2 separate regions of the Mus musculus genome follow, and region 2 is linked to region 1. Evidence: chromatin loops called from intact Hi-C (ENCODE). Cell type or tissue: heart. All regions are shown on one strand. Each heading gives the region's core, and the rest is flanking DNA. Links, peaks and the distances in the headings are about the cores only. Region 1 overlaps Kif5c (kinesin family member 5C). Region 2 overlaps Orc4 (origin recognition complex, subunit 4).

Region 1 (16,336 bases), core at 3,455-11,454:
TTTGACTGCTTGGGGGTGCCAGCCGAGACGGGCATTCCAATAGGACTTTTATAATGAAAGGAGATGTGAGCCTGGAGCCACATTGTCATTTTTTTTTTCACAGAATGTGCTTAAAATTTCCTTTGAAATCATGAAAACAGAGCAGGAAAGGCCACATTCTTCCCTAGTGGTTCCGCCTCAAGCCTGCTGCCTGCCTGTCCTTCACTGGAGGTGGCTTGCTGGTGGGGGAGAGAGGCAGGCAGAGCACTCTTGCTTTCTCAATAGCAACACCTAGTGGCAGTGAAGAGAGCTGTCGTTTTCCTGTGTGCTCACCCAGCCGGCTGCAGGACTTTGCTTGTTTTGCTTTTCAATTGGCAAGACTATTGGTTGCAGTCAAGAGGGCCGTCTATTGGAGAAAACTCCACGGAAGCTCGAGTTTTTTTACTCTAAGTAAATGGGCATGGTGTAGTAGCCCTTTCTTCCCGTCACTTGGCAACATTCCTGGTCACAGATGGGCTTGCCAGTTTACATCTTTATTTGGGGAAGGATGTCTCTGTAGTCCCTTTCAGTCCCGAAGTATGAGACCCCTGGTTTCTGGATGGGCAGGATTTGGGTTCTCCAGGCAGATGTTACCTTTCCTAGAAAGAACTCTACACGGCAGATTACCAAGCTCCTGGAATGGCCCCTGCTGCACTTTCCCCATCTAATGAGTGAACTCGGGACTGGCCTCTTGGTGTCTGATTCTGGAAGGGGAACCAGGATGTCAAAACCGACACAACTAACTAAAAATTAAACATGATGTTTCATTTCAGGATGATGAAATTAACCAGCAGAGCCAGCTGGCTGAAAAGCTGAAGCAACAGATGTTGGATCAGGATGAGGTAACAGACACAATGAATTCTTTTTTACAGAGGGGTTTTTTTTTTTCTCTCTCTCAATCACTTTTCGTTGATAATATTAGTCCTAGAAATACAGTTTGCAAATAGCCTTTTTTTTCTTTTTTTTTTCTTTTTTTTAATTGGGTATTTACTTCATTTACATTTCCAATACTATCCCAAAAGTCCCCCACATTCTCCCCCACCCACTCGCCACCCACCCCAAATAGCCTTTTTTTAAAACCTTAAAGCGCATGGAGATTTCTTGGTCGCCCTTCTCTCAGGGTCTGCTAAAGGTTGGTTGTGGCAATGTGTAGCCAGCAAGCTCCTGACTCTGTAGTACTCTGAGCCTCAGGGTTGCTCTGTGCCGCACTTAGTCTTTGGGGGGCGGGCAGACACCTCTGTCCCGGGGAGGGTGGTGCTTGCTCAGTCTCTGCAGCAGCATCCCGTTATTTTAGGCTACTTCACCTCTACGAACTGCCTCATAGACAGAATGGTTTTTGGCATCTGAGTATAATTAATCATATTCACCCCGTTAGCCTCTCCTATCTCACCGGCCTCTCCTGCTTCTCTGTTTCCTTTCCCAAGCCCTCAAGAGTCCATGTAGAACAGAAAGTACGTGGCATTTGTCTTCCTGAGTCTGGCTTATTTTGCTTATCATGATGATGTCTTAGATCCTTTCCTACAAATGACATGATCTCCTATTTCTTTACTACTAAGTAAAACTTCATTGTGTGTATTTATATATCTATTAATCGTCTGTCTGTCATCTACCTACCCATCATATATTTACCTACTTGCTGATTTGCCTGTCATCCATCCATCCCGTCTACGTCTGTCATACTTTCTCTACCTAGTCGTCTGTTGATGGGCACCTAGGCTGGTTCCGTAACCTGGCAGTTGCAAAAGGCTGGTGTGTGTTTTAGCATAGACTGTGTCCTCCTGTTCTGCCCTACAGGGGATACACAAACAAAATCAAAAGTAGACCATCAAAGAGGAAAGGCAGCTGGGGCCGTAGTGCTGCTACTCTGTATTTGGTACACTAAAAAGGAGGCCACCTGGTTTCAGCACCCCCCCGCCCCCCGCCGGCATTCATTTCTACCACAAATGTCTTTTTTGCACCGTTCTGCAGTGGATTTTACAAACAGGAACCCAAGCCAAGCACAGCCAGCCGATCTACCAGAGACAGCATTCTCTTGCTGAGATCACCTAAGTATTTTTCTCTTTTGTGCTTTAAGATGCTTCGTTGCTAAAGTGCCTTTGGTTGGCTTATACAGTGCCGGCAGGTGGCAGAGATCGATGTCCCAGTCTCAGCCCCCACACCCAGGGAGCTCTGTAACCATTTCCTTCCTTTCTGCTTCCCATCATCTTTCCAGTGTAATGAGTGTGGTTCTGCAGGGAGGCAGGCTGTGTCTTTGGAGTCATGTGAACCCTGTTTAATAGATTCCTACCTTAGCTGTGGTTGTGGCCACTTATGTTCCCTGTTGTCCGCTTCCACATGTACTCTGCATCTCCAAGAGTGGTTCAGCTGCCTTGGATCAATTCCTTTTGTTACCATTCAGACTTTAATATTTTTTCCTTGCAAACTGATAAATGTCCATTAAGGAAATCAGACAATAACAATGGTAACAGCTACATGAAACATCCACAAACCCAGGACCTCATTTTACCATGTGTATAGATTTTAGGGTATATTCTTCTATACAGTTCTGATAAACAGTAAAGGAAAGTAACTTCATTTCAAGTACTGTTTGGGTGATTTTGAAATGAACTTAAATACAATATGAAATTGTGGCACTGTTTCCAGCGGCTCTGCCAGTGTACTGCCACTCATTAAAAGCAGTTCTCCCATCTTTTGTTTAACATGAAAAAGCCAACCAGCTGTAGTGCCCTGGTGTACGTGTGTGTGTGTGTGTGTGTGTGTGTGTGTGTGTCTCAGTCTGACTTAGAGCATAAAATTCTTAAAAGGTAAAAAAGAGAAAAGATTTTTGAAATAACACTTGAAAATGTGTTTAGCATCTGTAACACACGGTGAGAGTTCTCCACAATCTGACTGCTCCCAACTTGTTCTCCCGGATCTGGTTTTAAAATTGCTTTGTGCAGGGAGAGCGCAGGTCGTTGACATATAATTAGTGCACTCACCTGGCCTTCTCCTTGCCCCAGCTCCTGGCTTCCACGAGAAGGGACTATGAGAAGATCCAGGAGGAGCTGACACGCCTCCAGATCGAAAATGAGGCAGCTAAAGACGAAGTGAAAGAAGTCCTCCAGGCCCTGGAGGAGCTGGCTGTCAATTACGACCAGAAGTCACAAGAAGTGGAGGACAAGACCAGGGCCAACGAGCAACTGACTGATGAGCTGGCCCAGAAAACGGTTGGAGCAATGGTGTTAAAGGGGGCGGGGCTTCTCTGTTAACAAATGGGAAGGCAGTTGGCTGAGTGCTTATCTGTGTAAGACTTGGTGTGCTCCCTGAGGCCTCTCCTCCAGTCCCTTCACCACAGACTACCCAGCACAGCTGCTTTACACCCAGGAAGCTGATGACATCAGCAAGAATGCTTTCTGGAAAGGGTTAAATGCAGATGCTAGATCCAGGAAAAGCTTAGTGAGAAGTTTGACTTTATGGCTCTTTTGGCCTCAGGCGAGATTTTTAAACCGTCCTGAGTATTCATTGCTTTATTTCTCAAAAACGACAATAATGTGCTTCTTCATGGCACCTGTGTTAGTGACACTTTACGTAAAGCACTTAGCAAGGACCTCTGTGTGTGGTCACTGAATAGCACCGAAAGCGTTGTTACTAAAGAGCAGAGGCAGGGGATGCCCAGGAGTTCAGCAGTCCACAGTTTACATCCTGCTGAATGACAGTGTTCCCCGACTTCCCACCCTCTTGTCCTAGTCGGAAGGACAGAGGTAAGCTGGCCCTGTTCACTGGCTTCCAGCCGAGGGATCGCTGTATTTCTGGTTCCTCCCTGAGAGACAGCTGTTGTGGGTTTTACTTGGTGGGCTAGTGACAGGTAGTCTGCTGTGGCCGGTGAGCATTTGGTGATGTGGCGGATGCCATGCCCTTTGCTGCCTGGAGATGGCTCACAGAGAAATTGAGTTGCTGTAGCCTGGTGTCCTTGGTGGCTCTGCCTGAAGGACCTGGTGTCCTGGACTGTGCCATACTACCTTAATAGAAACATCAGTCCCGGGCACTCAGAGCAGGGTGGGGAGGAAAGCACTGGCTGCTGGCAGTGGAGCGGACAGGAAGTACTATTTACTCCCCACATCCTACTGCATCGGGGAAGAAAGGCCTTCCTAATGGTTTCCATGGGACAGGGCTGCTATGTCTGTGGTATTAAATAAGGTGAAACAAATAGTTGGCAGTGCTGATGGACTGTAAGTCCCTGCAGACTCACTGAGAGAGGACTGCCACTCTGCCTCTACTCAGTGTCCCCCTGGGTTCCTACAGCGTGTCCCTTCTGTGTTGTACATCTGAAAGCAAGGCAAGATTTTCTATAGTACGCTTCTCGTTTTGTGTCAGAACAACTATTATCAGACTGCTTTAATATACTATTTTTAGTAAGTGGTAGCGACTCACTGAAAATGCCTTTGAATTAACTTGCAAGGCCCGGGGAGGAGAGGACTTCCTTCTGCAGCACAGGCTGTTGGTACCAAGATGCTAGAAGAGCTACGATTCCAGTGCTGCGCCTGAAGAAGGCATTGCTTCTCCTGCTAACAATCGGGGTGGGGGGATAGAAAAGAGGTTAATTTGATGAAGTTTGGTGAGAAAATCGAGCTTTTGCTGCTATGAAGAAGCTCTGCTATGGAACCTGAGTAATTCTGAAGAATTATAGTATTTAATTTGGCTTCCCTGAGGACTAGAAGATGTTCTAAGTTGTTACCTATCCTCATTAGTGTTTGTCTGGGCTATTGATTCCAGACCCCATTACTCAGGGTATTTGGATGGGACCCAGGGAGGAGATTTTTGTTTGAGCATGGAGCTGGGGAACCTGAAATAGAACAAGGGGGAAGAAACAACCTTTGGTAAGTTAGAAAATGTAGTTAAATCCTATAAACGTAGGGCCTCTTTTTGCGCCAGTGTGTACAGGTAGAGACCAAGTCAGCCCTCAGCATCCTTCTTTAAAGTGTGCTCTGTCTTTTTATTTTGAGACAGTCTCATTGTTTTGGAACTCACTGAGTATGGTAGATTGTTGTCCAATGGCCAGAGGAATCCTTCCAGTCCTGGGATAACAATGGCGCACCACCAGACCCAGATAGAGCTTCCAGGATTCAAACCTAGGTCCTTATGCTTGTGCCCCAAGCACCTTACAGACGGAGCTCTCTCTCCAACCTCTTATTTATTTAAAAGGCCTTACTACAATTTACTTATTTTTATGTTCACGTACCATGGTACCTGGGTGGAGGTCAGAGGACAGTTTGCTGGAGTCAGTTCTTACCTTGACCCAGTGAGCCCTGCTCTGGGCCCTGAATTCATTTACAGTAACTCACTTTGCTAGCGTCGATATAACCAATAATAATAATAATAATACATATCTAGTAATAATACATAGCTGGTTTTACAAGGTAACATCTCTGAATTAAGTTTCTGTATCAGAACCAAGTGCTACGCAGCAGTCAGCCTTCAGAGTGCTTTTCCACTGAGATCAGAGGAGTGATTAAAGAGCTGGGTCTGGCATGGGCTGTTGAGCTCTGGAGGTCACAGGTGGAAATTCATGGGCCACCTTGGTAACCTGTGGCTGACTTTGTTTTCCAGACGACACTGACAACCACCCAGCGAGAGCTGAGTCAGCTGCAAGAGCTTAGTAACCACCAGAAAAAGAGGGCCACAGAGATCCTGAACCTGCTTCTCAAGGACCTGGGGGAGATAGGCGGAATTATTGGCACCAACGATGTGAAGACTGTAAGCCAGACTTGTGTTCTCTGTTCCTACCCTGACTGGTGTGATCCGAGTCAAGCTCTGCAGCACCTGAGGCTCAGGGCTGTACTCTGCACCTGGCGCATGCTGAAAAAGGAGAGCTGGCGCATGAAGCAGGGGCTGGGGGAGGGGATGGAGAGGAACAGTTTGCCTTTCAGATCTGGGGGGCATCTTCCAGTCTTGGTTGGTTTTGTGTGGCTTGTTTTTTTTTTTCTTTAGCCTTACCTGCAATGCTCTCACACTGGGGCTCAGCTGGGAGAAGCTGCAGGCCAGGTCTCAGTCCCCACCCTTCCCCACCCCCCCAGCCCAATGCAGTGAGAATTCTCCAGCCAAGCAGTACGAATTGAGAAAGCTTCCAGCTGAAAGTCATAGGCAGCTAGCAGGGGCTGAAAGAGTAAACCACACTTAATTATGTGTAACAGGAGGAGGCTAGGCCTTGTTACTCAGGGTCATCTGCATCACCTGGGGCTAATTAGCAATTTAGACCCCAGGCTGACCTCAGACATACTGAAGCGGACTCTGTGTTTTAACAAGATGACTCGTGGCTTATTAAAGTTAGAGAACCCAATTTGGTTTCATTGCAGTGGCTCCACAATCCACAGGACCCGACTGTTGTGTTTCCTCTCTGCCCATCCTTAGCTACTTTCATTTTCATATCTTTACGCTTTTGCCTCGTAGCAAGATCACTGCTGTAGCACCAACTGTCAAGTCTTTATTCATTTACATCCAGTGTGCTGTATCACTAACCACTTTTATCCAGGAGAGGGGACTATATACCAGAAATTCCCAATCTTATGTAGCCTTAGGGCAGCTGCAAGGCAGCGGTTTCAGGCCCTGCCAGGTTAAGCTTTTAAGTCACGGCTAGGCTGGTCTGTGCTTGACGGTTAATGTTTAGAGCCACATGTTGCTGTTGAGCAGTGTAGTTCTGACATGGGGCTGATTAAAGGCTCGCAGGACCTCATGGAGTGGATTTGTGGGACGTTGGCACCTCCTGCTGATAACAATAAGAAAAGATATTTTTATGCTAAGATCTTACACTGAGCTGAGGAACACATTAGTGAACTCAAAGCGTGTCTGTGCTTTGCCATTAAAGGTCCTTCCTGCCGGAAATCCTAAGTATGATGAGAGGATTTTTAAATACCTAATTGCATGCTTTGGGATTATTTTTAGGTTCCAGACACTAGATGCCCTTAGCTAATTTCATTGATGACTCTCACTTACAGATCACGGTAGTCTCAGAGAGCCTCCTTCCATGCTGGACCAATGGCAAAGGCTGCCAGTGTATCTGTGCTGTTGCATTATGGGAGGGATAGAACGGGGAGCAGTATCGGGAGGCAAATCTCAGTCACCAACCCAACTCACGTTTAGCAAGGGCCTCCATGATGGGGAGTCACAGCTGATAATTGTAGCTTTTCCTGCTGGTCACTTAGTATTGTGCTGCAGTCATTGTTAGGTGGTATTGAATTCTTATATGGTTAATAAATCACAATACAGGAACGCAAAACTGTATACTTCATGTTTGCTACCAATATTTAGGGCTCATACCCAATATCATTTTATCTCAGTTCTCAAATGTTTACACAGAAAAATATGTGATTTAATGACAGCAATGATAACATTTGAGGAGGTGGGAGGGGCAGAGAGGGGGCTGATGGGAGGACACCGAACATCAGAAATTGCTGGCGTTCCTGGGCTAGATTCTGCTGGGACATAGTCTTCCTAAGGTGCAAGGCTGCCCTCTGGTGGTTAAACATAGTGCACACAAAGCTACTTTTCTGCATGGTTCAGCTTGTATACCATGCATCTTAGCAGATGGGTCTAACCCAATACCTTGTCTCCATTTTTGTTTTCTAGTGGAGTTCTGAAAGTTAGAAACCAGATATACCTCATTCAGGAATTCTGTCAGAACCATCTCTTGTCAGTGTTAACTTAGGCTTGTTCTTAGATATCTTATCAGAGTAGGTTACTGTCTACTTGGAAGGGCAGCTCCAAAAAGGCAAAGGAAAAGATTGGTAGCAGCAGATGGCTAAGCATGGAAATTTTCACATGAGGAGGCACTGGGCGATTGGTGCATTCTCTGGCATTAGAGGTTCTGTTTGAAGAGTGTGGTGAAAGTCTTTTATAGTTCAGCCATTGCATGTAGACATCAGGCTCCTCACCACTACGGAAAGTGTGGAGAAGAGAATTGAAGTGCTGGGTGGAACTTCTTCTCTACAGGCGAGATTATGAAGGGCCCCCACTAGGGACATTGGGTCACCGTTGTAGACATGCAGGGTGGGGCTTCTGAGGAGGGTTCTCCTTCATAAATTCTTCAATAGTTTTTCTTCTCGTATCATCCTTTCTATCCTCAAATCGGTTATAAGGAAGTGTATGGTTAACAGAGGAGCACGTTTGATGTGGGTTTTGGTGGGAACTTTCTTGTGTGCAATCTCTGAGGACTTGATGGTGACTTCGACATGTATGTTTTTGGCTTCCCCTGTGGCTACAATGTTTGCCCCAAAGCTAGGGCTGTCTCAGGGACCCATGGTTAGGGTTCACAGACTTCTGATGTGTCCTTCTGTGCTCAGCTGGCAGATGTGAACGGGGTCATTGAGGAGGAGTTCACCATGGCACGCCTGTACATTAGCAAGATGAAGTCGGAGGTCAAGTCTCTCGTGAACCGCAGCAAGCAGCTGGAGAGTGCCCAGATGGACTCTAACAGGAAGATGAACGCCAGTGAGCGCGAGCTGGCAGCGTGCCAGTTGCTTATCTCACAGGTAGGCTATCCATTGGACCCTGTTCACGAGCATCCATTGAGGTCTGCCCCTGATCCGGTGCCCTTCTCAGGGTTAATAGTGCGTACTAGGGAGAGCCAGTGCACTCGGCCTTATATGAGTGGGCCTTAAGATAGCCCACAGTCCTCTTGTGTTTCTGAAACAAAGATTCCACTTTGTAGCTGGGATTATCCTTGAACTCATCCTCCTCCTAAAGTGGGACGTAGTGGGACGGTCTGATGCTGCTTGTAGTCCAAGATTAGTCTTGACCTCTTTTCTCAGCCCCACCCCTCACCCCGTACTCGAATATGGGTGATTGGTGTGAATTGCCAAGCCTGGTCTCTGGGTTTATCCTTAAACCTAGATTTTGTTGTGTAAATTACACAAACCCCTCAAGGCTTCTCTGTCTTCAAAGTGTCTCGATTTCTCTGCCCACTCATGGATGGCTTTGTAGTTGAGCATATATGATGTATCTTTAAGTCTCCTATTAGCGCGGGAAGATTCCTACATCTGTAAATCCCTACCATGGGAGCAGTATAAGATGTATGGGTAGAAACTACTGTGGGTGGTGGTGGCAGGTGCTGTTGCACTGTTTTTCACATGTACACACAACATAAACATGTCATGTGCATTTTCTTGCATGATCTTTAAAAAGTTTTGTAGGGAGATTTTATTTATTTATTTTTCAAATAAAGGTATGATTGTGATTAAATACTTTGCAAAATACACGACGGTGAAGTCTGGGTTTCTCAAGCTCAGGGCATGTGTCCTTGATGAGCTAGCAAGCCAGCTCTTTCCCCATTGGAATGGCGTTTCCATCTCAGGAAGGTAGCTCAGAGGACCATGGGACAGTTCTGGGCTGCACGGACATGTAAGCTTACATTTGGGTTTGAGATTTCCAAGACGGTACCAGTGTGTGCTGTTCACCACCTCATAGCTGAGTCGTTTGGGGAAATGGGTACCAGTGTGGACTGGCATGTCTAACAGTGCCAAGCAGCAGGGCATCAGATTGTGCTATGGCTTTAAACGTATGATGCAGTAACAGAAAGAGCTCCAACTTTCTTGTCTAAAATGGATTCTATGGGTTGTTTTTATATGAAGTGAAATATTATTTAAAGGGCACTTTAGTGCTGGTATGTGGTAGAATGTTGATAAACATGATGAGATATAATTTAGCAATCCTTTTGAAAACACTGGTAAAATATAAAACCAGAAAAAAAATACATACTTGGTGTTCTGTATGTGTGAGCTCAATACAGGTGTGCTCACATGTATGTGCACATGTGGAGACCAAAGGCTGGCTTTGGGTACTTTCTTCTGCTGCTTTTCTTGTCTACTATATATGCTCATGATGATGAGTCTAGTGCTTGTGTTTTGGCTAGACTGGCCAACAATCCTCTGGGACCCACCTGTCTTTGTCCATCCTCAGTACTGGGGCTGTAGGCAAATGCCACCACTGTCAGTTTTTATATGCCTTCTGGAGATTCAGATATAGGCCATTATGTTTGTGCAGAAGGCTACTCTTTGTACATTTCCCTAACCCGGAAGTATCGTTTGGTCCAGTAATTTTATATATACTATTTTTCATTGGTAATGGAGATGACATTTTTAAATGTCATATGGCATTATAATTTTCTGATTAAAATATTAAAAGCTTATATGGAAACTATGGATGCACTATTATTTGACATTATTGTAAAATACATTACCCAAATACCTGTTAATAGACAAATGATGAAGTTATGTGGAACAATATTACATAACACTGACAAAAATCCATAAAACTTGGGCATTTGGAAAGTGTAATTATAAGTAACAAAAACAGAGTTTACACACACACACACACACACACACACACACATGCCTCTTAATTTGTAAGATGGTATGTTTTTTTATAACTATATTGTCATTAGCAACAAGAACCTTTTTTTTAATTTGCAGCAAGACATGTTTATAATTTATAAAAACTGAGAGGAAAGTACAGCCCAACTCTAGTCTCTAGGTCACCTCTGAGACTATGGCATGAGCTTGTTGGCTGTTCCTACTCCCAACAGTTGGGGGCTGAAGTCAGCCACAGGCAGAGCCCAGCCCTTTCTCTGTCCAGCTGGACAGAGCAGCTCCATGCCCAAATCCTGCCTGCACACCGTACCCTGCCATGACTACTCAGGTTAGCTGTGCCCCGTGTGGGTGAGCGAGGAGGAGACGGTACAGCCTGCAGAGTCCGTAGACAAGGGCATGACTCAGTCTGCAGTGCTCAAAGTACTCCCTAGACAAGGACGCAGGCTGTGGATGCTGCTCACTGGAGCCAGTGCAGCCAGGGAGAGGGGGAGCAGCACTCACTCTCAAGTGTGGGGTCCCCGGCCTTGGGGTGATACTGACTGCTGTATGAGAGCTAGGACGCTTCGAAAGTCAGTCGGGAAAGCCTTCCTAAGTTAGCAGCCGGTGCACTCCCCACTCTGCCACAATACAGAAAGCCTTTGCTTCTGTCAGAAACCTTGCCTCTTTTCTGGTGTGGTTTATGAAAACTAAGAGTATTCCTCATTGAAATTCTCTCCCTTCTTTGTTCATATCGTATCCCTTCCAAAGCTCTTCCAACTGGGTTGCCGAGGAGTAGTTAGATCACTGGGATTCATTCGACTGGGTCGTCCTGCCCGGAACCTGAGTCCCCAGATCTAGAGGGAGCAGTCTGTGTATTCCATCTGTCTAGAAGTCACATGATGCCTGTTCAGCCCCTGAGCTCCCACCCATTTATTGACTCATTCCACTGGTGTTTATTAATTATCTACTCTATACTGTCATGAGCAAAAAACCAGTGATGTTAAACAGAAGCCAGGGGCTGTGAGAAAATGACAGAACCTAGTAAGGAGTCACCCAGGGCATCATGTGCGTGTGTGGAGGGAGGGTACAGGCAGAGAGGAAACCTTAAAGTGCAGAGTCTCTAATGACCAGAGTTGAACTGTCTCTGAGGGACAGATGAAGAGCAGATGTGCTGTTTGAATCTATAGGTACGTGTCCATAGAGAGAGGCCTTCAGTCCTGGGTATTCCTCCTCCCCCTCCTCCTCTTCCTCCTCCTCCTCCTCCTCCCCCTGGTGCTCCCTTTGAATCCAGGCCATTGCTTACACTGGGCAGGTGCTCTACTAGTGAGCTACACCATTAGCTCGGTAGCTTTTACCACAAGGAAGGAAACCAGGGCAGGCTTTGGTCTCCACGTGGGACAAGTGGGAGAGCACAGGACATGGCCACACAGCATTTGGCAGCATCTGGCAGCGAGCTGCAGAGTACATGGGAGAGACAGAGAGCTCCCTTGGTCCTCAGTTCTGAGTCCCAGGCAAAGGACGAAATGTTGTGCCATTCCTCGGGGAGGTCTCTAACGTGTCTTTTCCAGTTGGACAGCTGCAGGCGAGCCGAGATAGTCAGATGCTAGGTCCTCACCTTTGCTTCTGCTCTGCCTTCTTCTTCAAAGCACGAAGCCAAGATCAAGTCTCTGACAGACTACATGCAGAACATGGAACAGAAGAGGCGGCAGCTGGAAGAGTCCCAGGACTCCCTCAGCGAGGAACTGGCCAAGCTCCGGGCCCAGGGTAAATACTGACTCCTTTGCCGGTGTCAGATACTTGGCCTGAGCCAGTCTGGAGCTGGCTGAGGTCTGATGTTTAGTTTTGTTCAGCTACAGTGTTTCTGGGAACTGTAGCATAACTGAAAGAAACACATGTTACCCCACCCTGTGTCTGCTGCCTCCCAGCTTTCCTCTGTCCACTCAGCTGACTGGGCCAGCATCCTCTCCTAACCCCATTGGCCTCTTGCTCTGCAAAGCTTGTCCCTGGGCTTGTCAGATATATCTCTGGTGCTGCTTATCTGTTCTGATTGCCTTGGAACAACCTAGTTAGTGATTGTGGCTAAATCAGTATTATTGAGGAGTCTCACTGCCATCTTCTCTGGACTGGTCACTCTACTGTGTCCCAGGGGTGATTGTGAAATGCAAATTCTGTCTTATGGCAAACCCTATGGGTCGTGCCCTTCCTCGGGATTCCGTTCTTGGACTAAGTGCTAGGCTTTTGAACAAGTTCTTCTCTTAGCTGTGTGGTACCTGATACACAGGAAACACTTAATAAATCCGAGTAAACATAAGCAAATATTGAGTGGCCATCAGAAGTGCAGAAACGAGGTCAGGGTTTAAGAACATTGCAGTGTGTAGAATGAGAGCAGTCACACAGATTGAAGGCTGAAATGAAGATCAGTTCTTTATAGAACAATGTGATAATTGTAACAGTTCTTCAGGCCATTTGAGCCTCAAATTTTAAGCATTTATTGCAGAGTTTGATTTTATATTTTTAAAGATGATGACGACGACGATGATGATGATGATGTGTGTGTAGGTGCCTGAGGGAGCCAGAAGAGGGTGTTCAGTGCCCTGTAGGTGGAATTATTGGCATTTGTGAGCTACCTGATATGGATGTTGAGACCTAAACTCTGTCCTCTGGAAGAACGTCAAGTGCTCTTAAATACTAAGCCATTTTCCCAGTCCCTCATCACAAAGCTTTAGATCAGAAAAGCATAAACAAGAATGCAGAGAAGAGGAGAAAAGAAAACCATCTAAAATATCTAAAAGTTCAGTAGACTTTAATAGGTTATTAGTCTTCATGTCTGAGACAGCACGTGTGTGTGTGTGTGTGTGTGTGTGTGTGTGTGCGTGTGTGTATGTGTGTGTGGCCATGGTTATGACACAGTGTTAGGGATACAATCTTTATTGCAGTTACTAAAGATAAATGGATCCTTGTATTCTTAGAAATTAATATTTAAAATAAAATCACTCTGATGAGTAGTAGGATGGATGATGTTATTATTTCATTCCTTTTATTTTCATTTAAAGCTATTTACTGGATAAATACATGCTGCATCAGGTCTAAAGGCAAATTAAGAAGAAAGGGCCCTGCCATAGCTTTGTAACATTTTATTTTGTGGTAAGGAATGGACTTTGGAGTAAAGCACGCCTCCCAATACTGGACAAAGAAAAAGCATTTTCCTGTCTTGCATATATTTGCTGCAGTGGGGACACTGAATAGAAATATAAACAGAAAAGGCCTGAAATAAAGTAAAATAGACTAGAGGAATGATGAGTCGGATGTCAATGCCCAAACGACATTTGCTCCCCACCCCACACAGCTCACTGCCCTTGCACACATGCTCAGGGAACCCCATGAGGGCACAGAGACAGGAGTGCTGGTCACAGCCCTGCCCACCTGGGGCCCCCTGGTGAATCCAGAAAGTGTTAGAGTTTGTTTCCCTAGTTTTCATCTTTAGCTTGTTTCCCTGCTCCAGATTCTTAGAAAATCAACAGCTACTCCTGGGAGGTAAATTAACTCCTTGTGGAATCTTCCCGGTGACACGAATCCAGATGTCACCTCAAGCTCACAGGGGCTTTATAATCTGCACCCTCAGGGCTGGCTCCCAGAGGCCAGGTGGGAAGCGATTCTGGGTCTGCCTGCTTCCAGGCAACCCCTTCCTTTCCCTAGGGATGCAATCCACTCTGCGTCCCAAGTACTAACACAGGCCAAAGGAGAGGTCAGCCCGAGATGTTGGGTGTTTGCCAGGCTCCCCCTACTCCATGCCAGCATTTGCACTGTGCTGTTATGGTTTTGTTTTGCTGAATTTTTGCTTCAGGGTACGAGCCCTGCAAGTTAAAACTCCAGTCACTTTTTACTGTTTGAAACAGAAAAAATGCACGAAGTCAGTTTCCAAGATAAGGAAAAGGAGCACCTGACGAGGCTGCAGGATGCTGAGGAGGTGAAGGTGAGTGTGTGCACATCTGGAATGATCTGTCCCCAGACCTGTGCATGTCAGTCAGACAGGGAGAAGAGGACCCATGGCTGGGCCCGATGTAGTGACAAGATGCTGATGGGACTGCAGGAAGCCAGAAGTGTCTCTGCATACACCTACGCTGCACTAATGTCTTTGTGCTCCCTGCTCCTGAAGGGGTTAAGTGACTTGTCTGGAGTCACCCAGGTAGCAAGAAAGCTGTGATCTGACTGGCCTGACTGGGAAAACCACGGGTCTCAGATGAGAGGGGGTAGAAGGGCAAAGGCAGACTTTCTGTGCATCGTTGGGCTGGTTTGCCTCTGGGGCCCACTCAGTTTTGTGACAGATTCACGGGTTTTGCTGTACAAATGAAGCAAGGCCGGGGGCTTGGGCACACGAGCCAGAATCGCCCTTAATTTTGGGGTTTAACATCTGAGGGAGATAGATAGGGATCCAGGGCTTGTCACTGAGGGGGCAGAGCGCCGACTACTTGACGCCACATTTCTCCTGGCCTGGCTTGCAGAAAGCTCTGGAGCAGCAGATGGAGAGCCACCGGGAAGCGCACCAAAAGCAGCTGTCCAGACTTCGCGATGAGATTGAGGAGAAGCAGAGAATCATTGATGAGATCCGGGAGTGAGTTGGCTGGGGGGCTCATGGGATACGGGCGGGCACGGGCAAGCCTTGGGTGGCAGACTTAAAGGACATGGCTTTTGGCCAGGGCCCCTCGTCTCTGTGCTTGGACTCTGTGTGCTGCCTCTGAGGTCTGTTCTCCCATCTGGAGCCCAGCCCCACCCCCGCCCCCAATGCTCTGGTACAGCAGGTGGCATGCAAAGCCAGCTGCCCCTTCATATCAATCCAGCCAGTTCAGGGGTGACTCAGCTTGGAAGATACACACCCAGGAGCTGGAAAGACTAAATGAATGTATGAAGAAAAAAAAAAAAAGCCCAAACAAAAAAACCACAAGACTATTCCTCCTCCAGGAATTAACAAACACTCCAGAGAAGCTGTTTGGCTTTGTTGCCTCTTCAGCCCAACAGATTATGCACCTGTAGCCACCTGGTCACCTGTGTGCACATCTCAAAGACCTGTGCCAGTATGAGTCTGTGCGTGATAGATGGCAATATACCCTTCCCGCTGCTATCAGGATGACATCATTGCAACTTAACTCTGGATGCTGCCTTGTGACCACATCCTGCCTTCTCAGAGTCCTTGGGGAGCCCCCCTGCTCCACAGTACCCTTTCCTTTTCTGTAGCACAAGTCCCCCGGTTACAAAGCTTGCTTATGGGGGGGGATCTTATTCTGGGGTTCATTATGCTCTTTACATAGTAGATCTTCTTGGCAGTCTCTGAACCCCTTTGCAGAACAGCCTTTTAAATGCTCCCCTAAAAAGCATACTACTATAAAGAAAATATGTATACTGAAATAGAATTTCACCCACTGCCCCTCCCTCCCCAACTAGGGCAAGACCCTCTCCATTACCCCTCCCACCACCCTCCCACCATCACCACTGCTTCTTTCTATAGATGAAGAATTAGATATAGGAAGCAAGGTTGAATTATTTACTTAAGGTCACACGGCTAAATAGGAATCAGACTGGAGCTAAGCGTTTAATTCTCCAGGCTACTGATCCAAATCTTTTCAGAGTATGTGAGCTGCTTGCAAGAGCATTTGCATCTTGAAGAAGAGGAGGAGGGAAGCAGGAGTCTAGCTGGTGTGCTAGCTCTGTGCAGCCTGTCTGAGGACAGGCCTCTGCCTGCTCTGTCCCCACCCCTTCTGCGCCTTCCTATTCCAACACCCCTTGAGCTTCTCCTGGACACAATTCTGATTAATATTCCTCAAGACATTGTTCTGAAAGAGAAGGAAAGAGAGAAAGGGAGATAGCGAGAACATAATATAAGTCAGTGCATGAGTTCCTTGTGGGAGCTTTCTAGACTTGGGCTCTTGGTGCTTCTGGCTTCCTTCACACAGTCTTGTGGTCTCAGCCTCTCGGAGGGCTTTATGAGCACTGGCGTGAGGCAG
Region 2 (16,336 bases), core at 5,388-13,387, 820 kb before region 1:
CTTAAAAGTCAAATTATTCCTTACAGTATCCTGTAAAAATAGTAAAACATTTGTTGCTAAGCTTTAGTTTTTAACACTGGCTTTAATGTCAGTCAAACCAAGCTGCATTCAAGGTCACATCAGTCATTCCCATACTGTGATCCTGACACTGGTGTTAGTTTTCTGATCTGTAAATAAGAGCATTTAATTCTGCAGATACTTTACAAACTGCACATACAAAGGATTATGTATTTTATAAAATCTTACTACAACTAAATATGCAATCAAATATTCTTGAACAAAGGATCTCTGAGATTAAATTCCATTTTAACCTGTGAGTTTTGCCTATGAGCTTAGGAGGTGGACGCTGACCAACATAGCATGTTAAGAGAATTCCTTTTTTTGAAGCCAACAGCCAACACTGTGGAATACGTATTAGTTGTGGAAGTAGATGCCCAGGAATCCTTTAAGGTACCTGTTAGATGGCAATTTTGATCCCTTCTGAACATATACAAAGAATGTACATGGAAAAAAAAATCCTACAATTGTGGTGAGATATGCAGAGAAGAAAATGATGAGTTGTTTGGACTCTTTCCACACAAGTTCTTCAGCCCAAATGGGCCAGTTTACTAAACTAGAACACTGGGGGATCTGTAGAAGATCCAAAATTGGAGGATCCTATAGGAACCAATTCAGGAAAATCAACCCAACTCCAATATCCACAGGCGCCTAATCTAGCCGGAATATTCCTCATGTAATTTCTGTTCGTATTTCTCTCCTGACTGCTTAGGATTATGATCTGTAAACTAAATGCTTTGTTGGAATTAACCTTTCTAATGGACCACATACACTTTAAAAGAGTATCAAATCATTTTATGGACCATGCGTAAAATAAGCACATTTTATTCTTATGAACTGCTACTTGTGTGGTGCAATTTAAATTAATGAAACTGTGTCCATGCGTGGTCATTATTCAAAACATACTAAGTGCAAATTTCCCATAAACTATTTATAAACAAAGCAATGTAGTAGCGTATCTTATTAAATAAAGAACAGTACTTTAAGGTCTTCACAGAAATGTACTTAAAATCTTCACAGCCAGCTTAGTGAGGATGTTGCCCACTGCCTAACATCTGTAGGGCAGTTGGAGTATTTCTGTAGAGCATTCATAATTTGAGTATTATCCAAAAGTAGTTTCACTAGCTGGTATTCTCTCTGAGAATTTACTGAAGTTCTTTCCACGGGTTTTATTAATTCCAACTGTTGTAAGTGCTCAAATGCCTGCAAGAGAAAAGACAAAGCTTAGATGTAAGGGGACACGTGTTAAACCCAGAGGATAGTTATTGCTGTGAAACAGTGGCAGGTGGAAAAGAGGGAGGAGAAATCAGCACATCTGAACTGCCTTTTTCCTAAGTACTCTCTCTACCATTCACACTTGAATTTATGTTCAGATCTTTTCTTCATTCGCCCATCCATTAAGGTTTTGAAGACAGGCTTTCCTTGTATAGTCCTGGCTGTCCTGGATTTTGCTTTATAGACCAGGCCTCCAACTCAGAGATCCACTTGCTTCTGCCTCTGAAGTGCTGGGATTAAAACTGTGTGTCACCAGGGCAGATCTGACGCTAAAATCTCTTTCCTAATAAACTCCAACTTTGCTCATGACACACAGAGGAAAAAAGGAATAGAATGGAAAGGTCACCAATAGAGTTAACAATCATCCTTAGGAATGGGAATTGAGCTCAGCAGGATAAAGTGCTTACCTTGCACCACTAAACAGAATAGCCCTACCCCACCCTCAGACACAAGTTTATCAAACCCATAAGAACTGTACATTTGGAGAACATGTTTTGATATATGTCCCCATAATGCTCAATGTAAATCAGGCAAATATTAATTTTACCTGAACCTTAATCATGAGGTTTTGTTTCTAGGCAGACTGTATATCATAGATTCCTTTTGGACTTTTCCAATGGTGGGTGATTAGTACTGTACCTAAATCTTACTTATGCTCAGCATGGATTCCACCTGAGCTTTGTAGCTCCAGTCCTTTGTCTATTAGTTTGATCTTAAAACCTTAATCTGATAAGACTTTGGAATGAGATGGTACAGCTAGATATCCCAATAGAACAGTGTGCTGCCTAGATATCAGTAAAGCAGATGGGAACTAATAGAGACAACTGGAACATGTGCAGAATGAGAGACCTTCAAACACTTAGTCCTAAATGGAAGTTTTTCATCAGAGCCTTCCACTTCAAGGATCAAGGAAACTCTGTGAAAAAGGAGGCAAAACCACTGTCCAAACCAGATGGGGTCTCAAGTGTTGAGATGGGGAATTGTGAAAAAGGAGGCAAAACCACTGTCCAAACCAGATGGGGTCTCAAGTGTTGAGATGGGGAATTGTGAAAAAGGAGGCAAAACCACTGTCCAAACCAGATGGGGTCTCAAGTGTTGAGATGGGGAATTGTGAAAAAGGAGGCAAAACCACTGTCCAAACCAGATGGGGTCTCAAGTGTTGAGATGGGGAATTGTGAAAAAGGAGGCAAAACCACTGTCCAAACCAGATGGGGTCTCAAGTGTTGAGATGGGGAATTGTGAAAAAGGAGGCAAAACCACTGTCCAAACCAGATGGGGTCTCAAGTGTTGAGATGGGGAATTGTGAAAAAGGAGGCAAAACCACTGTCCAAACCAGATGGGGTCTCAAGTGTTGAGATGGGGAATTGTGAAAAAGGAGGCAAAACCACTGTCCAAACCAGATGGGGTCTCAAGTGTTGAGATGGGGAATTGTGAAAAAGGAGGCAAAACCACTGTCCAAACCAGATGGGGTCTCAAGTGTTGAGATGGGGAATTGTGAAAAAGGAGGCAAAACCACTGTCCAAACCAGATGGGGTCTCAAGTGTTGAGATGGGGAATTGTGAAAAAGGAGGCAAAACCACTGTCCAAACCAGATGGGGTCTCAAGTGTTGAGATGGGGAATTAGACTCCCTTGCTCTAACCAAGAAGCTACCTCCAATTACAATTGTTTGCAAAGGAGAAAATAGTTCTCCAATCTCTCTGGGTATACAAACTATACTTAAGGATATGGACCATAAGGATTAAGGATAGCCAATACAAAATAAACCCAAAAGATTTAGTGTGTGTGTGTGTGTGTATGTGTAGGGGTCAGTTTCATATGGCTTTGTTTCAGCATTTTCTCCCGTACCGTTCTCTTCTCTAGCTTATGTATTCTGGCTTCCAATTTTGTATTCACGGGTTCTTTTTGTGTGCCTGTGTGAATGCTTTCTACCGATGCTCTTTCTTTCTCTTTCTGCTGTTAGTTTGCTGTTTTATTCTTGCTTTTCTTTTCTATTTGCCTGTCTTTTTGTGAGAGAGAGAGAGAGAGAGAGGAAAAAAGAGGGGCTCGTGGGTGAGAAGAATCTGAAAGAAGGGAATCCATGACTGATAGATGCATGAAAATAACTACTTTCAATAAAAAATTAAATAAAATTTTAAAAAGATAAAAGTTAACAGCTATAGTACAAGAGGTAAGAAAGACCCTAGAGTACAAAAAGCCTACTGGGCTCATCATGTAAGCAAAGGACCTTGTAAGATTGCAAAGACCAGGGGGTGGGACAGGGGACCATGTTTGTTTAACCCCCAGTCTTCTTAGCACCTTAATGGAGCTCTTCATTGTTTGGTTCCTCTTACTCTACAACTCATGCATCACTTAATAATTGTTTAAGAATGTTAATAAGACAAGAAGGAAAAACTATACTCTGATGAAATATTAGAATCGGGACACACTGAAGTAGATTCTTGAGCATTCTCACAGTTCCCTGTGAAAAGTATCACTGGGACATATTCTGTTTATCATAAAAATTCTTACTGGGAGGAAAAAACCTTGAATAATGAGAAAATATTAAATTCTTCAGGTGTAGCTTAACAACACTGAAAACATATTTCCAAGATGCATTAAAATGTACAAAGAGCATCTACAAATTATTCCCAGACACGTGCAGATGCCCTTTCCAAAACTGCAACAATGAGAAGGATCTACCCTCAGGATGCTAGGACTGCTGTGGCCTGAATACAAGACTCTGCTCACTTTTTAACAACTGCTACAGAAAATGAAGTTCTAGCTGTGCTGTACAAGGAATACCCAAGGCCCAAGCTTGTATTGCTTTACAAGAAAAAAAAAAAAGGCCTTTGCTTCCATATGGTCCCCAGAACCACACTGTGCCAACAACACTGGACAAACAGGACCTCGAAATGTGTCCTGTTTAATTTAATTTCCATTAAATAAATATAAGCTTAAAGTGCTTAGACTAAATTACTTAGAAAAATGAATATAGTTGGTATAATTTTAAAATATAAATCAGTCTTTTTAGCTACATATTAAATGAGTTTAAAAGAATGAATTTCTAATGTACATTTACTAAAATGGAATCTGCTGTAACTTTTTATAAATATACCAAATTTTAAAGACACAAAGGAAAATAGTTCAGGAAATACTTTTATCATAAATTTGAAAATATTTTTCATCAATTGGGTTATACTGTTACAATTTTTTGACCTTTATTTCCTATGCCTATAGAAAATGTAAAATTATATGAGATTTACATTTTCTTTGTAGTGAAGGAGTATATTTTAGGATGTCATTTTAAAGTTGTAAACTGACATCTTACCCTAAATAATAAACTTGACATCTTGTAACTGCCAACTTGTGGACTGCAGAGGGTTAGTTCCTTTTCAGTGGGCAAGTGCTAAGAACAGACAGCAGAGGGCAATATATCTTCACAAACTGTAAAACGGGCTAGCTACAGAATTATTGAAGCAGTTCATTTTATAACATTTTGCTGAAAAAATTCCTATAATAAAATACTCAAGGGTTCAAAGAGTTTTGAAGCAAGTTAAAAAAAAAAAAAAAAAATCGCTGGATCTGATGAAAAATACAACCAAATCAAACCATACCTTCATGACCACAGGTTTCTCAAAGTTATAAACAGAATGGGCCTTTCTTTGAATGAATTTCTGAAATTCTGCAGAGTAAGCAATGAGAACATTAGTACTTTCAAATAAGAAAAAGGCAAGAAACCAACAAGAAAATGATGCACTTCATCTTACCATTATACACCATTTGAAAATTAAAGGGCTCCTCTTCATATATGTCATTTAAATGTTTCATTGCTATTATAAGACAGATTTCCAAGACTGACAGACCTAGAATTAAAGGGAGATGGACTCCTGAGTTTCAGCCAAGGGTTCATACCACTAAACAAACTGTTATCTAGAAAATAACGCAAGGTTTTGAAGGGTAGAGGTCAGCATTTCTCTATTTTTAAAGGTATTCCAACAACTATTATCTATAAAAACACGAGTCATTTAACTTGTTAGACTTTAAGGCCTTTTTGCTAGGGGTGGGATGATCTACAACATAAGGATTTTTTTTTCTAAACTTCAAGGAATGTGCTATAAGTAGAAAAGATTTGATACCACAACAAACAGCAAATATTGTGAATATCATGTAATTTCAAGTATCATAGGCCTTTGGGAAGCATTTATGCAGAGAATTTCTGGAAAACAGATCTAAAATATATCTTATATTTCAAAAGAGATAGTGAATGCAAATGAGCAAGTGTCAACAAATATAATAGCACTTAGGGTAAGCAAGGAGAACATCAACAATAGTCCTACCTGGACTCCCCATGTGGTATGGGATGCAGAACACAAAGAGTGATAATATACTTATTACAGTATCAATTAAAAGTTGTATATAAAAAGCATTCTGTATACAGAGCACCATGCTCAACACTCATTATCTCAGAAAACATCTAAATCTGAACTTTTAAAATCAAAACATCAAAAGAAAGATTAGCAATGCAGTTTCTCACCATGTACAATATTCGCCTTAGAATCCAAGCTACACATATGCTGTGCCTCCATCAGATCTGCTGAAGTCATAAATGGGTGTGATACGGTTACTCGATTTAAAGCAAGCATCTAAAGAAAGGTGTATTTTAAAAAGTACTTATTTACTTGAATATTCTGGAGATATTTTAGAACAATCTTATTTAATGTCTTATAGTTTATTCTTGTAAGATAGAAACTAGGTAAATAACCTTAAACTTTGCTCCATGAAAATGTAGCAATGACTTAGTTCAGATGCTGTTTTCTCTACTACTTTGCATTGGAATCAAATTTATTACTCTCCAAAAGAAAAAACATTTTTAAAAAGTCTAATAAGAAAAAAACTGAAAGAATACTAATCAAATATCACACACCTTAAAAGAATAGCTATGTTTTATACAGATTTTTACAAACATGTAAAGGTAAGTTCAGTTTAGAAGTTACTAATTTTGAAAACAATTATAAACTTAGACAATTATCCTCTTCATTTAGTTCTCTTTAGGCAAACATCACCTTCTAGTACTAAGTTTACCCTCAATTAACGATTTGTATTTGGAATACAAGAATTTAGAATTTGTAGGTGTAGTAGATGTATTATGTAGCAATATATAGATAGATAGATGTAGCAAACATACAGCTTCAGGTTAAATGGGGACTTCAGATACTTTACAGTTAATGACAAGAGGTTGGGAATCCCTGAAGTTCACTCTTCTACAAGTTAAAACTCAGACCATTTGTGGCTCTTTTGTTTTCTATTTTTTTCCATTTATTGTAAGGTATTTCTTACATTAAAAAAAACAAAACAAAACAGAATTATATATAATATTCCACGTTTATATTTTTAAAATATACCTGTTACAGAGTTGTGCACAGTGGCCTTGAGTGTACTGCACCTTTTGCCACATAAAATAGTCAATATCTTTATATTAATATATTCTTATAAACTATAAACTCTATACTGCAGGTATTAATAGATAACACAATTTAATTTCTAAGCGTTCTATAACCAATGCAATCTAGTTTTAGAACTTATCTTCAAATGAAAATGAGAATTAATCCACATTTAGATTTCAATTCTAGTTCATTCATTTTCTATTATACTCCTTTGTAATTACTCACATTTCCTCACTTCCTGTTGATAAACACATGCCATTTTTTATTTTTTGTAATGATAAAAAAAGACTGCAGTAAAAAAAAAAAATGTTGTTTATGCATCTTTATTTGTGGATGGATACATAAAGATTCTTAATCCATAACTTCACTATAGCCAAGTTGCTAAAAATGACAGTATACTTTTGATGGGTAGAAGGGAATTAAACTAATGAGATAGGAAGTTTATTTAGAGAAAGACAGCATTCCTTAGTAAAAGCCGATGTGGGGAATAAGAATCAGTAAAGATACCATGGTAGAAAATTATGAGACATGCCATTAGATTGATTAAAACAGACTAAATGGAGATCCAGCTTTGCCATTTACCTGCTGTGAAAGAAGGGGAAGAAGGAGAAAGAAGAAGGGGAAAGGGAAGAAGGAAAGGGGAAAGGAAAGGGGGAAGGGGAAAAGAGGGGAAAAGAGGGAAAAAAGGGAAAAAGGGGAAAAGAAGGGGGAAAAGGGGGAAAAGGAGGAGAAAGGAGGAAAGGTGGAAAGGGGGAAAGGGAAAGAAAAGAGAAAAGGAAAAGAAAGGGAAGGAAAAGAAGAAAAAAGAAAAGACTACAAAGGGACCAAGAAGACACACCTCCTTCCTAGAAGACAATCTGAGTGTGTCCACAGAAAATCCTAAAGAATCTAATTTTACAAGTCTGAGAGTTCAGCAAAACTGAATGAAGAACATAAAATTAACATACAAAAAAGCCCAATCACATTTTTATGCAGTAACAATAAAAATCCTAATCATAAAGCAACTGCTTTAAAGGAAAGTGAGATGCTTAAGAATGATACAGTTAAAGTACTGCTCTGGATCTCTGCTGGAGAACTACAGAGTATCAATGAAAATAACCAAACAAGAACTCTACAAGTAAGCTGTGCATTATCTTCAAATACCAGCATAATTAATGTAGGACATAAGACATTTCTCCTCAAATGCATCTATAAGATTCAAAGTTTTATATCAAGATATAAGTAGTACTCTTGAGTTACATACTATTGGTGGGAATGCTGAAATAGTCTAGCTAGTATTGAAAACTGTTTGAAGGCACTTCAAAATGTTAATACAGATTATTAATGAATGTATCAAAACATAAGATAGTCCATTAATATGTATAGTTTTTATATGCAAAATAGGCATAATACGTATGTACTTATACATAAAAAAATCATCCATAATATGTATAAGTTATTTTCATAGATTAGGTAAAAGTACAAACCAATAGCATGTGTAATGACTGCAAGTTTTTGTTGACACTGAAATGTTTCTGTAGGACTTCAAGCACAGTTGAATCTTCAGAGAGACACTAAAAAACAAAAACAACAAAATCAACGAAAACATAGCTTGATCCCAAATTCCCAATCTATAATGGGGAAACTATATAGTCAAAACTAGTGAGATGGATGAAAAGAATGTAGCACAAATCACAACAGAGAATAAGAGTTCTAATATTTGAGAAAACAGTGGAGTTACAAGAATATAGTGGGGAAATTATGAAGAGCTATAAGAACATGAGCTGAAACAAGATCATGTCACAGTGACAACAAAACGGTGTCATCATATACCTTAAGCACAGCTATCTGCAAAGGGATTGAAAAGGAAGAAAAAAGAAAGCCCAACTAGAGGCCATTACAACTGTGGAGAGAATTCAGACATTCACAGAAGACTTGCCTGATGAAGCCTTCATTGAAAAGGAAACAACAACTGAGAATGATGAACTATGGGGGTGGGCAGAGTATCTGTGCAGAGTAAGCTGTGGTCAAGAAGTTATAGAGTGGTAGACAGAAAAAGGAGCAGTGAAAAATGACACACTAAAGCCTGTAAGAATGTACAAGATACCACAACAATCTAGAAAACAAGCTGTATACATTAAACATTCCTCACAATAAAGCAGCTTAAGGGAGTGTTTATTTTGGTCCTACTTTTGAAGGGTACAATCCAGCATGGAGGGGAAGGTACCATTACAGGAGCTTAAGGCAGCATGTGCCAGTGTATATGCACTGTCAGGAAGGAGGCAAAAATGAATGCTAGTTCTTAGCTCATGTTTTCCTTTCCATTCAGTATGGAACTCTAGCACATTGGAATGGTGACACCCACATTTAGGATAGGTCTTCTCTCTGTAGTTAATTTTTTTCTGGAAATACATGCATGCAGAAATGTGTTTCCATGGCCATCTAAACTAGTCACAATGACATGAAGATTAATCATCACACAAGCGAAGAAGCTTCAAGAGGGAAGAGATAATCAACGATATAATACAAAGTAATTTTTAAAACTTTACAAGGTACATTAAGAAAATGCCAATGGATAGAGAGACAATTCTAGAGAAATGGGATTTAATGGAAGGTAAGGAATAGAGATGAAAAGAGTGAATTTAACAAAGTAAGCAAAGATGCATCGGCACTTGGCATAATTTTTCAAAAGTCCTCTGCTGGCTACAAGTCAGAACAAAACCATGATCAGCATGGCAAGCTATGCCCATGGGAGGAGTAGGGCTGCAAATATGAACTAGATTTAAGACTCTCTACAGGAGGAACATGCCTAGAACTGTAAATTAGGCCCAAAACCTATGGCTGGAGCGCTTTACTCTACTATTCTACTACATGGACACTGTATCAAACTGCCCTCTAAATTTGTATCTGGTACAATGCTCAGACCTCTTTTAAAAAGATTATATAGCAGATGGTAGTTAATGGAGAAACTCACAACTGGTCAAAGTGCAGAGTATAAGTGACTGATTAGTATATGGTCAGAAATGGAATATCTATATATTACAACTTTTTCCCAAAGTTCTGAGACCATCTCAGAAGAGGGAAAAAAGATTCTAAGAGCCAAAGGGCAAGGAAGACCAGAGTAGAAATGCTAATTCATTAACTCATGGTAGCTGTGGCTATCTGGACACTATCAAGCCTGTTAGCATTATTCTAGCACAATATGGGAAGGGGTTCATGAGCCCCCAAACATTGGCTGAGGGGCTAGGACATTTGATAGGTTCTAGGAGAGGTAGAGTCAGTTGTTCCTGACAGGCTGGGCAGTCTCCAGCAGATGGCCCCACGACCAAGTCTATACTTAGCACTATTAGGACAGGATAAGTTGTTTTTAAAAAAAAGCAACAACAACAACAAACAAACCAACCCATATAATTGAAGGACATTGTATGGCATGTTAAAAAAATTAAAAGACCATTAAAAATCCCAACAAATATAAAAACTGAACTAAACCTCCATAAACAATGACAAAAAGTCAAAAGCCCCAGAAAACTAAATGTTTTCATCCCTACTGGAGCTATAACACCATGGTTTGCTTCTTTTACCCAAAAAATATCTAAATTTAGGGAATAAGCTTTTATCTCTTGAAATGAAGTTTAACATTTTCAGCAGATTTATTTCCTACTTAAATATTCATTTTCTATTGCTTTTAAAGTGCTGGTTGAAACTACAGGTTTATCTTAAACCTAAGCAAGCAAGTAAACAAACCAACAAAAAGCTCACTACAATGTCAGCACTGGCATAGAGGCTAGCTCCCCAAACCACCTTCACCACAAACTCACTCAATAAGGGACAAGGACTCTGGCCATGTTACTGACAGACTTTCTAAGTATATTTTACAAAAATACCTATCCATGCAAAGCAACTCAAGATGATTGTCTAAAGAGAAGAAAATAAGAGCTCTAAACCCTAATAGTGATAGCTCTCCTTTGGTCAGTAAAGCTACAAGACTGCCACAATGAAAGAGATCATCCCCTACCATGTACCATTTAAGTTTGGGGGCTATAAATTCTGGAAAAACAACAAGAAAACTGAAAGCAGGTTGTCGGCAAATCACAGCTGATGTAACGAGGAAAACTGCAGCTAGGTCATTATTACACCTAATTATTAAGGGAATAACAAATAAAAACCCATTTATGTACCACATAATTGTCACTATTTTATTCGCTTTAATTTTCATTTGTGGTTGCACCTCACAATGCAGGGCCCATGGGTTTAAAAAATACATATATAGTTATAGACACTCACAATATAACAGATGGATGATGGCCTTGGCTGTAAAGTCACCAGAGGAAAAGAGAGAAAATAGGCATGGAAATAATAATATCAACAGGAAAACTGATATTTAAATGCAAAGGAACAACTGCATTCAAATTTCTCAAAAACATGACAGAGTTTTTAATGAGCTCAGGGGATATAGAAAGGGAATGAAAGCCTGTTAGGCACTGAGAAGTAAAGCAAGCAGCCAGGGACCTAGATGTTAAATTCCAGACAATAGTAAGAAAAAGAACAATGTGAAGTGCCAACTACAAGGAACATGCCCCATAGAGATCTTGCATCAGACACGGTTTTAATACGAGAAAACTTGTTTAGTTAGCAATCTTCTGAGTCCTATGAAAGATTAGTCTGATGGAAGACCCAAACTAATTACTCTTAAAATTAAGATATTATACATCTTAATATAAACATATAGTGGTTGTGATGGATAATATTGACTGTTGACTTGTTAATGAGAAATTATCAGGATTAGGAGAGCCTGTGGCACATTCCTGTAAAGGATTATCTAGATTAGTTTAATGAGGTGGGGCATTAATCACCAAGAAACAGAACTGTTTGAAAGGATTAGGAAATGTGGCCTTGTAGGAGGAAGTGTGTCACTGGGAGTGGGCTTTGAGGTTTCACAAGCCCCTGACAGGCTCAGTGTCTTTCCCTTGCCTCTGCTTGTGGATGAGGATGTAGCTCACAGCTACTTCTCTAGCACTATGCATGGCTGTGTCCATGCTCCCTGCTGTAATAATAGAATAAGCCTCTGAAGCACTAATATAGCCTCTAAAGTATGTAATTTACTTTCCTTTAAAAAGTTACCTTTGGTCATGGTATCTCTTCACATCAAAATAACAGTGACTAATACTCTCGACTAACATTCTCGACTGTGGGTAGCACTACATGGGTTGAGATTCTGGGTGAAAAGGAGAAAGAGCTAAATAGGAACATCCATCACTGTCTCCTAACTGCAGATGCTACTGACCAGCTGCTGAAAGCTCTTGGCCTCCATGACTTCTCCACCTCTATATCCTCAAACTCAACTACATAATCTCAAAATAAACTCTTCCTATCGTAAATAGATTTTCCTATGCATTTTTTTACAACAATGATTATTATAGGTGGGGAATTATGAATCAGAACAAAGTTAAAAATAAAAAGAAATTATATCTAAGCACTGAACCTGTGTAAAACAAGATGTAGTTTCCCAAGTAAGGTCTGGCTGTCTGGTTGCCCGGAATACATAAGAGCGGAACCACAGCCTGGACAGTGTCTTAATAAACTAATGCCGAGAGTCACTATCAGCTAACAAACCAAAGCAAAGTTGTTTATAAGAACTGGAAATAAAATAAAAACATATATAGAAATAAATATTAGCTGGGCATAGTGGTGCATGCCTTTAATCCCGGCACTTGGGAGGCAGAGGCAGGTGGATTTCGGAGTTTGAGGCCAGCCTGGTCTACAGAATGAGTTCCAGGACTGCCAGGGATACACAGAGAAACCCTGTCTCAAAAAATCAAAAGAAAGAAAGAAATATGAAATATCAATGCAGTTTCTTTCTAAATTTATAAAATTTATAAAATTTAGACTATGCAAATTCACTAAAAAATTATCTAAAATGTAAACCAGGTATGGATTAAAAACTTCAACTACTGACACCCGAAGTTTTTTGGAAGAGATTGTTTTAGGAGACAGGATATTCTATTGCTTTTAAATAAGAAAAAGTTTATAATTCCGGTCCCTTAGTAACATGTAAAGATAAATACAGCTTTGTGATTATTGCCAACTTACGTGAACATTCTCATTCCATCTCTCAGCAAAAGCCTTATCTGGGAATTCTGCAGGTAGAGATAACTGTTCTTTAAATATTTTCAAATATTGTGGAAAATCAAATGAATTCATTAAATGTATCTGCCGGTGAGAAAATCGTGACTTCACTCTCTTTTCTAAGAGTTCCAAAATATCCTTGAAAACAAAAATGAAATTCATATAAGATGCATGTTGAAAAAATGCTGTTAGTCCCTTCCGCCTGGTCCTTGGTGCTGGGGCAGACCCCTAGCCCTAGTTGGTCTGCTCCCCTGCACACTCCATATCCTGATCCATCCTAGAGAACCCCCTGCACTCAGAGAAGTTGGTAAGAACCCCCACCCCCCCCAACCCCCACCCTTGGGAGCCTGGTGGACTCAGGACACATCACCCACCAAACCCCTGCCCTCCCTTTCCATCCCTTCTACCCCTTCAGCCCGGTCCTTGCTTCTGGGGCAGACCCCTAGTTTGGTTTGCTCCAGTAAAGTTTCCCTATCCTGATCTATCCTAGAGGACCAGCTTCACTCAGAGCAGTGGACTGAAGGCCTCCCAGGAGATCTACTGCAGCCAGGGCAACAGATCAGCAGCCCCCAGTTTGGAAGGCTCCACAGGTGGTCTGATACAGCCAGGGCAGCAGGCCTACCTGAGACCTGAAGCAACCCAGGGACAAAAGAGGCAGACTTCATAGAGTCACCTAGACCAACAAACACCAGGGATATCCAGATAGTGAAAGGCAAATGCAAGACCACAAACAACAAAAGCCAAAATATTTGGGCATCATCAGAACCCAGTTCTCACACCACAGCAAGCCCTGAATACACCAACACACTGAAAATCAGGAATCTGTCCTAAAATCCTATCTTATGAAGATAATAGAGTCCTTTAAGGAGTATATCAATAACTCACTAAAAGAAATAGAGAAAACCACAGGCAAACAGGTAAAGGAATTGAATGAAGTGATACACAAGACCTAAAAGTGGAAGTAGAAACATTAAAGAAAACACAAATGGAGGCAAACCTGGAAATGGAAAACCTATGAAAGAGGTCAGGAATTACAGATATAAGTATTACCAACAGAATACAAGAGATAGAAGAGAGAATCTCAGGTGTAGAAGATACAGTAGAAGAGATGGACACAACTGTCAAGAAAATTCAAAACATAAAAACTCCTAACCCAAAGCATTCAGGAAATTCAGGAAACAATGAAAAGACCAAATCTAAGAATAATCAGAATAGATGAGAACGAAGATTCCCTGCTCAAAGGACATGAAAATGTCTTCAACAAAATCATAGAAGAAAACATCCCCAACATAAAGAGAGAGAAGGCAATAAAGGTACAAGAAGCATATAGAACACCAAATAAATGGGATCAGATAAGAAAATCTTCTTGTCACATAATTATAAAAACAAGAAATGCACAGAGCAAAGAAAGAATATTAAAAGCTGCAAGGGAAAAAGGCCAAGTAACATACAAAGGTAGATCTATCAGAATTACACCAGACTTCTCAACAGAGACTATGAAAGCCAGAAGAGGCTGGTCAGAGGTCATGCAGACTCTAAGAGAACACAAATGCCAGCCTAGGCTACTATACCCAGCAAAACTCTCTATCAACCCAGCCTTACAGAGGATTCTGGAAGGAAAACTCCAACACCAAAGAAAGGACAAGTTACTAAGCATCTCACAACAAAGTCAGAAGCAGAGTGTCACAAGCACATAAAGCGACCTAAGGAAACAAACATACCAGGAACCAACAACAGTCGTCCCTCTTTAATATCTCTGAATATTAATGGACTCAAGTCACCTTTAGAGACATAAGCTAACAGACAGGATATGCAAACAAGATCCAGCATTTTGCTGCATACAAGAAAAATACCTCAATAACAAAGACAGGCCCAATCTCAGAATAAAAGGATGGAAAAAGGTCCCCCAAGCAAATGGAGTTGCCATCCTAATATCCAATAAAATAGACTTTCAACCAAAAGTTATCAAGTGTGATGAAGAAGGGCACTTCAAATTCATCGAGGGGACAATCCACCAAGAGAAAGTCTCAATTCTGAACATCTATGCCCCAAATGCAAGAGCACCCACATTCATAAAAGAAACTTTACTAAAGCTCAAAACACACAATGAACCCCAACAATAATAGCGGGAGATTTCAACAACCCACTCTCACCAATGGATAGGTCATTGAAACAGAAACTAAACAGAGACACAGTGAAACTAAAAGAAGTATGAACCAAATGGATTTAACAGATATCTATAGAACATTTCACCTTAAAACAAAAGAATAAACCTTTTTCTCAGCATCTCATGGCACCTTCTCCAATATTGACCATATAATTTATCACGAAACAACCCTCCACTGATACAAGAAGATTGAAATAATACCATGCATCCTATCAGTTCACCATGGCTTACGGCTGGTCTTTAATAACAGCAAAAACTACAGAAAGCCCACATATATGTAGAAACTGAACATTTCTCTACACAATGGCAACATGGTCAGGTAAGAAAAAGAAATTAAAGTGTTCCTGGAATTTAATGAAAATATTGACATACCATACCCAAACTTATGAGACAAAATGAAAGCAGTGCTAAGAGGAAAGTTCATAGCACTAAGTGCCCTGATAAAGAAACTGGAGAGATCTTATACTAACAACTTAACAGCACACCTGAGAGGTCTAGAACAAAAAGAAGCAAACTCAACCAAGAACAGTAGACAGTAGGAAATAGTCAAACTCAGGGCCTGAAATAAACCAAATAGAAACAAAGAGAACAATACAAAGAATCAAAAAAACCAAAATCTGGTTCTTTGAGAGAATCAACAAGATAGATAAACCCCTAGTCAAACTAACTAAAGTGTCAAGAGGCAGAATTCAAATTAATAAACTAAAAAATGAAAATGACATAACAACAGAAATGGAGGAAATTAAAAAAAAATCATGAGATCCTACTATTAAAGTCTATACTCAAAATGACATAACAACAGAAACGGAGGAAATTAAAAAAAAAATCATGAGATCCTACTATTAAGATCTATACCCAACAAAACAGGGACATGTAGATGAAATGGATGGTTTTCTAAAGAGATGCCACATATCAAAGTTAAATCAAGAGCAGGTAAACTATCTAAACAGGCCCATATCACATAAGGAAATAGAAGAAGTCATTAAAAAAACCTCCCAACCAAAAAAAGCACAGAGCCAGATGGATTTAGTGCAGAATTCTACCAGACCTTTAAAAGAGACCTGATACCAATTTTCCTCGAACTATTCCATAAAATAGAAACAGAAGGAACACTACTTAACTTGTTCTATGAAGAAACAATTATTCTGATACCTAAACCACACAAGGAGCCAACCAAAAAAGAGAACTTCAGTCTAATCCTGCTTATGAATATCGATACAAACAAACTCAATAAAATTCTTGCAAATCAAATCCAAGAACACATTAAAACAATCATTCATCATGATAAAGTAGGCTTCATTCCCGGGA

What was found. Peaks named below come from ENCODE experiments on the same cell type or tissue, not always from the same donor. Only the 100,000 strongest peaks of a DNase experiment are listed, where the experiment ranks them.
Region 2: a loop joins it to region 1, with 6 times the contacts of the local background. A loop is called at or near these places in 30 of 42 quality-filtered maps.

Annotation. Positions count from the first base shown.
Region 1 is chr2:49,727,100-49,743,435 of GRCm38, forward strand. It overlaps Kif5c (kinesin family member 5C), which reads left to right. Exons shown (of 26, transcript NM_008449.3): 13 at 792-860; 14 at 3,018-3,224; 15 at 5,605-5,751; 16 at 8,334-8,522; 17 at 11,984-12,101; 18 at 14,234-14,310; 19 at 14,840-14,949. Among named protein-coding and RNA genes, the nearest start is that of Gm46738, 12 kb to the right of the region's middle. In heart, for the core only: a CTCF peak has its summit at 7,509 (motif pointing left); a DNase peak (open chromatin) is centred at 7,472.
Region 2 is chr2:48,904,340-48,920,675 of GRCm38, forward strand. Orc4 (origin recognition complex, subunit 4) reads right to left here. Exons shown (of 14, transcript NM_011958.4): 9 at 12,826-12,999; 10 at 8,223-8,309; 11 at 5,847-5,955; 12 at 5,080-5,175; 13 at 4,927-4,994; 14 at 1-1,260. The coding sequence ends at 1,072. Among named protein-coding and RNA genes, the nearest start is that of Orc4, 37 kb to the right of the region's middle. In heart, for the core only: a CTCF peak has its summit at 10,046 (motif pointing right); no DNase peak of the experiment used is centred there.